2 separate regions of the Homo sapiens genome follow, and region 2 is linked to region 1. The links are chromatin contacts, found by Hi-C in ENCODE. All regions are on one chromosome and are shown on one strand. The core of a region is the stretch at or near the end of the contact, and the rest is flanking DNA. Distances in the headings are between cores, read along the strand shown.

What was found. Hi-C counts contacts between places; a loop is a spot of excess contacts on that map. Pooled maps may share reads with other maps.
Region 2: a loop to region 1 is called in a map of HCT116, with 4 times the contacts of the local background. The contact joins two enhancer-like sites. A Hi-C loop is called at or near these places in 1 of 168 maps with a recorded cell type or tissue (HCT116) and 11 of 50 pooled maps.

Annotation. Positions count from the first base shown.
Region 1 is chr7:2,861,752-2,866,527 of GRCh38, reverse strand. No RefSeq gene overlaps it. Among named protein-coding and RNA genes, the nearest start is that of GNA12, 20 kb to the right of the region's middle. RefSeq lists a silencer at 1,833-1,912 and enhancers at 2,690-2,819, 3,468-4,114. Within about 2 kb of position 2,108, at least 39 of the 41 ENCODE cell types and tissues checked have a DNase peak (open chromatin) inside an H3K27ac peak, as active enhancers do.
Region 2 is chr7:4,610,207-4,614,982 of GRCh38, reverse strand. No RefSeq gene overlaps it. Among named protein-coding and RNA genes, the nearest start is that of FOXK1, 70 kb to the left of the region's middle. Within about 2 kb of position 2,491, at least 15 of the 41 ENCODE cell types and tissues checked have a DNase peak (open chromatin) inside an H3K27ac peak, as active enhancers do.

The DNA.
Region 1 (4,776 bases), core at 859-3,358:
CTCAGAATTGAGCTTAAATGACCAAGTTCATCTGGAATTGGCCAAGATGACATTTTCCATCATCAGTCTGAAAAGGGGCTGGAAATAACGATTAGGTTGGGTCACAGAAAAACACAGTCCTAGCCGGGTACAGTGGCTCATACCTGTAATCCCAGCACTTTGGGAGGCTAAGGTAGGAGGATCCTTTGAGCTCAGGAGTTCAAGACCAGCCTGAGCAATATGGCAAAACCCCGTCTCTACAAAAAATATAAAAAATTAATGAGTCAGGTGTGGTGTCAAGCACCTCTGGTCCCAGCTACTCAAGAGGCTGAGGTGAGAGGACCGCTTGCGCCCTGGAGGTTGAGGCTGCAATGAGCTGTGATCCCACCACTGCACTCCAGCCTGGGCAACAAAGCGAGACCCTGTCTCAAATAAAAGAAAAAAGGGCCAGGCGTGGTGGCTCACACCTGTAATCCCAGCACTTTGGGAGGCCAAGGCATGTGGTTCACTTGAGATCAGCAGTTCAAGACCAGCCTTACCAACATGGTGAAACCTTATCTCTACTAAAAATACAAAAATTAGCTGAGCGTGGTGGTGGGCACCTGTTATCTCCAGCCTGGGCGACAGAGAGACTTGGTTTCAAAAAAAAAAAGAAAGAAAAAAAAAAGGAAAAAAACACAGCCCTGGTTTTGCTTCACTCAAGTACATGGAATAAGAAACGCTTGCCTGCTGGCCAAGTGACCCTCCCACAGCGGTCAGGAAGCTTCTAGAACCCGGTTATGTTGGCTGAAAGCAGAAATGGCCAAGTCAACCTCAGTGTGATATTGAGGGGGCTCCTGGGGCTGGAAGCATGCACCCCAAACTTAGACCCCGGCAAAAGGAGTGGGGAAGATGCCGGTGCCATGAGGGCAGGAAGCTGAGTTTGTTGCTAGGGGCCTGGGAGTGTTCCCGGAGGACGGGAGCCCTGTGAGGGGCATCTGGCGGCTGACACTGATGAATGGCTGTGCCGGGCCAGCCTTACCTGGGCAGCCAAGGCCAAAGCTTGGGGGCAGGAGGAGTGGCAGTGACACGGCTGCAGCTGGATGGAATCCGGGGCCTGAACCCCAGCATCCCCTCCCTGACACCCTACAGCTACCCATAGCCGGGGAGGTGGGGAGGTGCCGGCCCTCGGCCCACAATGCTGATCACATCTGTCTGGTTCTGAGGAGGAAATCCAGGACCTAATGAGAACAAATGGCAGCCTGGATAACTCATCTGTGGTCACAGATGAGATTTCCCCACCCGCTGCACCCCTAATTCAGCAGAGGCCATCTATGGGTTTCCTTGTGTGGCATGAGCGACACCTGGTGGTCACAGATGGGAATTTCGAGTCATGTTCTTCAGGCTGCTTGGGACACCCCACCTGGACCCCATCCCACTCTGGGCAAAGGCAAGACCACCACTGAGCTCAGGGTGCACCTGAGACTTGGCCGCAGCAAGGAGATGTAGATACAAGGATCACGTCAGAAGACGTTTCATTCATTCATTCACGTTCCCAAGCATTTAGTGAGCGCATACCAGGTATCAGGAAGAGATGAACAAAATGGTTTTATGAAGTTTGCATCCTAATGAGGAAAGCAGATAACAAGCATGTAAATATCAGATAATTCCTTACTGTTAAGTGCTGTGAGAATTCACAAGGTTCAGAAATTGAGTCAAAAATCTTTCTCAGTACCCTCAATAAGCTTCATCTCAGGCCGGGCGCAGTGGCTCACGCCTGTAATCCCAACACTTCAGGAGGCCGAGGCGGGGTGATAACTTGAGGTCAGGAGTTTGAGACCAGCCTGGCCGACAGTGAAACCCCGTCTCTACCAAAAAATAGAAAAATTAGCCAAGCGTGGTGGCACATGCCTGTAGTCACAACTACTCGGGAGGCTGAGGTGGGAGAATCATTTGAACCTAGGAGGCAGAGGTTGTAGTGAGCTGAGATCTTGCCACTGCACTCCAGCCTGGGCAACAGAGAGAGACTCTATCAAAAAAAAAAAAAGTGTAAGCCTCATCTTAGCTGAATCCCTGGACACTTACCTTGCCACAGGTCCCAGGCCCCAACCTCAGGAACTTTATATGGACTCTTGCGAAAGTGAGGCAGTGGAGTGACTGGGCAACGGATGTGGAATCAGGAAGACCTTGGGTTCCAATCCTGACTCTGCCACCTCCTAATTTTGTGGCCTTGGGCACATTACCTACCTTGTCTCAGCCTGTTTCCTCAACAGAGAAAAATGGGAATTACAACAGGACCTTATTACAGGACCTACCTCCTAGTTACAAAACTTAATGCCATAACTTACGGTCAGAAAAGTGCTTGGAGCATCTCCAGACCCAGAGAACCACTTGCAGTAAATATTAGCTGCTATTGTTATTGATATTACTATTGTGCCGACACTCCAGACCTTCTCCTCCTCCTCCTCTTCCTCCTCTTCCCCTCCCAACCCCAGAAGCCAGGAGAAAGAGGAAGGACCGCAGCCAGTCCCCCCGACCTCTCCCCTCCTTCTCCAGGGCTCTCCGGCCAAGGCTAAGCCAGCCCTTCAGTGGGGGACAAGATGAGTGCGAAATTGCATGTGAGATGGCAGTTTCAGACTCAACCAGACTGGCCTTTCTATTGCCCAGAATTACCCAAGCTGAGGCTAAGGGACAGGAAGCAGAGATTGGAAAGGGCAGGGCTGACGGGAGTGAGTCACTGGTGGGGAGAAAATGAACCACTTCCTGTGTGTTCCCACAGAGGTCAGGGCCCTCAGCAAACAGCGACAGGCTACAGGCTCGTTCTCCGGGCCTGGAGGAGGCTCGGTGCCCAGCGTCTCCGGAGGACTGGCTCTTCCCTCCGCCTGGGGAGTTTGCGGGCCCCAGACACAATCCCCAGGGAGGGGCTCGGCTCTGGACAGCCTTGGCCTCTTTCCCCAGATTTCCCCAGCACTCACACTCTCGGGAGGCTCAGGGTCTGTACTGAGAAGGGCCCTTGCTCGGCGTGGTGCTCTGCTGTGGCTGTTTTGAAATTCGTAATACTTTTTGGACAAGAGGCCCCACATTTTCATTTTGCACAAATTGTGCAGCCGGTCCTGAATCATTGCTGGCTTTCCAAGGTCACAGCCAGCAAATGGAACTAACTCCAGGGCTCCTGGTCATCTGTGCCCCCACAGATACCTTCTGGGGGTCTCTGAGGTCAGGCGCCCTCACCCTCCTCCTTCCCTGGAACACGGGCGACCACTGCCCACTTTGCCGCTGCGGCACCCTGAGCGCCGTGGCCCGTGCAGACCACCAGAGGAAGGATCCCGGGAGCCAGGACAGGGCAAGGAGGTTACTTGTTGGGGCAGAAACATGGCTACTGGTCCCCTAGGGCAGAGAAGACTGCAGGAAGTGGGGAAACCTGCCAGACAGCCACCCTGGGAGAGGAGGAAGACCTGTCATCCAGTAGCAAAAAATGCAAGTTCCGTGGTGGTCTAGCGGTTACAGGGAGGGAAAAAAATGCAAACACTTAGCGAGCACTGCCAAGGCGACCGGCATGTTCTGAGTTCATTCTCTGCATTTACCCCTTTATCTCCACCGGGTCACTTCCGTTTTACAGAATAGAAAACCAAGGGCCGGGTGCGGTGGCGCACACTTATAATCCCAGCACTTTGGGAGGCCGAGGAGGGCGCATTGTGAGGTAAGGAGTTCGAGACCAGCCTGGCCAACATAGTGAAACCCCGTCTCTACTAAAAATACAAAAATTAGCCAGGCGTGATGGCACACAACTGTAATCCCAGCTACTCAGGAGGCTGAGGCAGGGGAATTGCTCAAACCCGGGAGGTGGAGGTTGTGGTGAGCCAAGATCCTGCCACTGCACTCCAGCCTGGGCAACAGAGAGAGACTCCGTCTCGGGAAAAAAAAAAAAAGAAAACAAGGCACAGGGAGGTAAGGAAGTTGTTCAAGAGCCTACAGAGCTAGTGCCTGGCAGAGCTGGGGTCTACGCCAGGATGCACTTTGCACCCTGCCTGTTCTCCATACGTTAACTCGAATCTGTCCAATAACCGTACAGCACTTATTAGTACTGACCGATCATCTGTGATGTCTTAAGGGTAATGGGTAGAATTGTACTTCCTGGGACCTTAGCTGGGAGAGGCATAACTAGTACTGTATTAGTTGGGGGTTCTCCAGAGAAACAAAACCAGTAGGAGATTTTTTTATATGTAATTAATAAATTATGTATACACACACACACACACACACACACACACACTCTCAGCCCCTCATAGCTGCTTGTTCTGCATCTATGGATTCAATCACCCAGGGATGGAAAATATTTCTTAAAATAACAATACAACAATAAAAAATAAACACCTTAAAAATACAATCTAACAACTATATTTATTGATTTATTTATTTTCGAGACCAAGCGTTGCTCTGTTGCCCAGACTGGAGTACATTGGTGCGATCTCAGCTCATTGCAGCCTCCGCCTCCCAGGTTCAAGTGATCCTCCCACCTCAGCCTCCCAAGTAGCTGGGATTACAGGTGAGCACCACCGTGGCTGGCTCAATTTTTCTTTTTCTTTCTTTTTTTTTTTTTTTAAGACAGGGTATCACTCTGTGATGGCACATGCCTCCACGCTTGGCTAATTATTTTGTATTTTTATTAGAGACAGAGTTTCGCCATGTTGGCCAGGCTGGTCTCAAACTCCTGACCTCAAGTGCTCTGCCTGCCTCGACCTCCCACAGTGCTGGAATTACAGGGGTAAGCCACCACACCCGGCCATTATCTTTTTTTTTTTTTTGTAAATTTTTCTT
Region 2 (4,776 bases), core at 1,242-3,741, 1.7 Mb before region 1:
TAGCAGACTTGATTCCAGGAGAAGAAAATCTATCTTCCGCTTCAAACTAAGGGAAGACCACTGGAACTTAGATTAGTTTATTTAAAATCAAGGTTCAGGCTGGCGCAGTGGCTCACGCCTGTAATTCCAACACTTTGGGAGGCCGAGGCGAGTGGATCACCTGAGGTCAGGAGTTCGAGACCATCCTGGCCAACACAGTGAAACGTAGTCTCTACTAAAATGCAAAAATTAGCCGGGTGTGGTGGCAGGCACCTGTAGTCCCAGCCACTCAGAAGCCCGAGGCAGGAGAATCACTTGAACCTGGGAGGTGGAGGTTATAGTGAGACAAGATCATGCCACTATACTCCAGCCTGGGTGACAGAGTGAGACTCTGTCTCAAAAATAAAAAATTAAAATAAAACAAAATCAAGGTTCAGAAACACATGGGTTAAGAAGGTTTTTCTGGTTGGGTGTAGTGGCTCATGTCTGTAATGCCAGAACTTCAGGAAGCCGAGGCGGGTGAATAACGTGAGTCCAGGAGTTTGAGACCCGCCTGGGCAACATGGTGAAACCTGGTCTCTACAAAAAAAAAAAAAAAAAAAAAAAAAAAAAAAAAATTAGCCAGGCGTGGTGGTGCATGCCTGTGGTCCCAGCTACTGGGGCTGGGGGGCTGAGGTGGGAGGATCACTTGAGCCCAGGAGGTCAAGGCTGCAGTGAGCTATGATTGCACCACTGCACTCCAGCCTGGGCCACAAAGCCAGACCCTGTCTCAAAAAAATAAAAAAGAAGGCTATTCTGGGAACAGGCTTGTCTGCTGGTGGGTGCCGTCCTGATGTTGGCCATCCTAGACAGTGCATCTCGAGTTCCAAGCTACGGATGTGGGCATGAGCCCTGGAGTGTGGCCTGTGTCTGTCTGTGAACTGAAATAAAACATTGCAACCCGAGTCATAGCCAATCCTGGAAATGATGATGACTGCTTGCAAACACGTTGCAAGCCTCTTGCTTGTGCTTGCAGAAACTTGATACACAGGCCTGTGTGCGGGAGGCGGGAGGCCCGGGCCATTTGGGTCTCCCGTTTCTGAATCTGAAAAATGCTAGAATCCATTTTCCCCTCGGTTTTAGGTCAGGTTCCCCAGAAGCAAACTCTGTGGTAAGGAATTGTGTGCAAGCCACGTAGGAATGCCGTGGTCCCGGGAGGTCTGGAAGGGAGTAGGAGGAGGGGACCCAGGAGCCAAGCCAGAGTAAGGTCCTTTGGCAAAATCCCCCTGGGGTGGCTTTGGCCCAATCCTGCAGGAAGGCACTGCAGCGTAAGTTATGCCCCAGGGTCTGTCCAGACTCAGGCAAAGGGAGCGGGGCTTTCACTTTCTGGAATCTGCTCGCCATTGGCTAAGAGCTGGCTGGGGGGACAGGAACCCCAGGCACCTCTCAATTTCTGCTTGCATAGGCAGAACAGCTCCACAGGGGCCGAGTGTGAGAGACAAAGCACCCGGGAGCAAGGGGAGGAGGAAAAGAGTCGTGAGATCTGCAGGGAGCTCAGATGGTCTCTGCACAGTCATTCTCACCGGCACTTGTGGACATCGAGTCTACGATAACTTCATAGTCTCTCCTGCCTGTGCTCAGGACTCCTCGATGTCTCCATTTCTGAACTGGTGGGGGGTTGGAGGGCTGCTCTTCCTGCTGGAATCATAAATCAACATTGTCAGGTGCCAACGTGATGATAAATTGTTGGATGATATGCTGATAACGCATAGCGTTTTCATTTCCTCGGAAAAACAAGGCCAAAGACACTTTCGAATTGCAAATGCCAGCCCCGTTACAGGGGCGGCTGCAAGGAAGGATTTCTGGTCAGCAGATATGGGAAGTCGGCCCGAGAACACAGGCAAAGGAAGTGGGTTTCCTCTGCAGGAATGCAAAGTCACCAACTCCAGGCAGTCCTGGAATGAACCTTACACCTAGAGGCGGCGATGCTTGAATGCGGTGGTTTTCTCTCCCTGCCCTCTTCCTTCTTTCTGTCTAACACACACATATGTAATTGTCTTTTGAGATGTGTATTGGAGTATAGCATGTAGACAGAAAAACGTGCAAAGCAGGACTGTGAAAGGATGAAAGTGAACTCACCCACGTGCCTACCGCTCAGGTCAAGAAACAGAACCTCCCTAGCCCCTTAGAACAGCAGTCCCTAAGCTTTTTGGAACCAGGGACCAGTTTCGTGGAAGATAATTTCTCCGTGGGCCCGGGTCGGGGAGATGGTTTTGAGATGATTCAAGCAGATTACATTTATTGTGCATTATATTTCTATTATTATTACATTATAACATAGAATGAAATAATTCTACAACTTTCATAATGTAGAATCAGTGGGAACCCTGAGCCTGTTTTCCTGCAACTAGAGGGTCCTGTCTGGGGGCGATGAGAGACAGTGGCAGATCATCAGGCATTAGATTCTCATAAGGAGCAAACAACCTAGATCCCTCGCATGCGCGGTTCACAATAGGGTTTGCGCAGTTGATCTGACAGGAGACGGAGCTCAGGCGGTAATGCGAGCGATGGGGAGTGGCTGTAAATACAGATGAAACTTCACCTTCCTGCCCGCTGCTCACTTCCTGCTGAACCTCCCGGTTCCTAACAGGCCAAGAAGTGGTACTGGTACCAGGAGTTGCCTTAGCACGTTCCCTTGTGTCTATTTTTTTTTTTTTGAGATGGAGTCTCACTCTATTGCCCAGTCTGGAGTGCCGTGGTATGATCTTGGCTCACTGCAGCCTCCACTTCCTGGGTTCAAGCGATTCTCTTGCCTCAGCCTCCTGCGTAGCTGGGATTACAGGCGTGTGTTACGATGCCCGGCTAATTTTTTTTTTTTTTTAATTTTTAGTAGAGACGGGGTTTTGCCACGTTGGCCAGGCTGGTCTCGAACTCCTGACTTGCCTCAACCTCTCAAAGTGCTGGGATTACAGGTGTGAGCCCCTGTGCCTGGCCCCTTGTGTCTCTTTTCAGCCACTACCCATTTACCTCTAAGGGAAACTGCTATCGCAACATCAAACACCAGAGATTAGCTTTGCCTGCTGTTTACGCTTTATGGAAACAAAATCACATGGGATGTTCTCTTCACTGACTTAAGGTGACTTTTATGAGATTTGTCCTCATATATTACTATGCATAGTAGCAGTTGGTGCGTTTGCACAGCGGAATATATTTCCCATGTGAATATAGCACAAGTTACCCTTTCCGTTACTGATGGACAGTGGAGCTCATTGCAGTGTGGGCCATTGCAGACAGTGTGCCTATGAATGGTCTGGAACATGTTTTGGGTACACCCGGTATGGGTGCTGCTGGATATACACCGAGTGGAATTGCTGGGTCATGAATGTTTGTATGTTCAACTTGATTAAGGGCTGCCGAAAAGTTCCGAATGGAGGTGTACCTACTTAACCTCTACCAGCAATGTAGGGACCCCGGTTCCTCTCCAACCTCACCAATGCTTGCTATTTGGAACTTCCATTTTTATAACTCAAAAGAGTAGGATCATTAATTTCAATACTCCCCACCTTCAGGGCTGCTGCTACGTTTACAAATTTTTTATTTTTTTTGAGACAGGGTCTTGCTCTGTTGTCCAGGCTGTAGTGCAGTGGCGTGATCATAGCTTACTGCAGCCTCCACCTCCTAGACTCAAGTGATTCTCCTGCCTCAGCCTTTCAAGTAGCAGGGACCACAGGTATGCAATACCATGCCTGGCTAATTTTTAAAATTTTTTTAGAGACAGGGTCTTACTATGTTGCCCAGGCTGGTCTTGAACTCCTGAGCTGAAGTGATCTTCCTTCCTCGTACTCCCAAAGTGCTGGGATTACAGGTGTGAGCCACCACACCTGGCCTGCTGTTAATTCTTGTAACACCTTTGTGTGGATTAAAGAAGGACAGATTATTCCAACTGCTGAACATTTTTGTGACGTGCCATGGAGCATGACATGTGACTGCCCTCTGCTGGAAAACTGGGGAAATTCTTAGTACAAATCTTAGATGCCTAAGAGGACACCTCTTAGGTGTGGTGCCCTTGGGCAGTGCACACTCTAGACGACCATGCATGGTGACCCTGGCTGTTCTCTACTCTTGTCAACACATACTGGAGGTAACGGCGAGGACTGCGGTGGAGGAAGCCCAGTGAAAGTTCACAAAATGGTGGTCCAGGGTTGAATCTGGCCTGCAGTTATGTTTTATTTGACTCACAGTGTTAACAAAAAATATTGGGCCAACATTTTAAAACTAGAGGATGGTGGTTGCCTAAAAACACAGAAAAATTGGCCGGGTGCCGTGGCTCACTCCTGTAATCCCAGCACTTTGGGAGGCCGAGGCGGGCAGATCACCAGAGGTCAGGAGTTCGAGACCTACCTCAACATGGAGAAACACCGTCTCTACTAAAAATACAAAATTAGCCGGGCGTGGTGGTGCATGCCTGTAATCCCAGCTACTCAGGAGGCTGAGGCAGGAGAATTGCTTGAACCTGGGAGGTGGAGGTTGCAGTGAGCCGAGACCGTGTCATTGGACTCCAGCCTGGGCAACAAGTAAGAAATTCCATCTCATAAAAAAAAAAGAAAAAAAAAAAAAAGAAAAATCAGAAAAACCAGAGGCAGAACTAAAGAAATTGGGCCGCCATCCCCAAATTTATATATGTATATAAAATATATATTTTATAATTTTAATTTTTTGAGACAGGGTCTTGCTCTGTCAGCCTGGAGTGTGGTGGCACGATCAGAGCTCACTGCAGCCTCAGCCTCCTGGGCTCAAGTGATTCTCCCACCTCAGCCT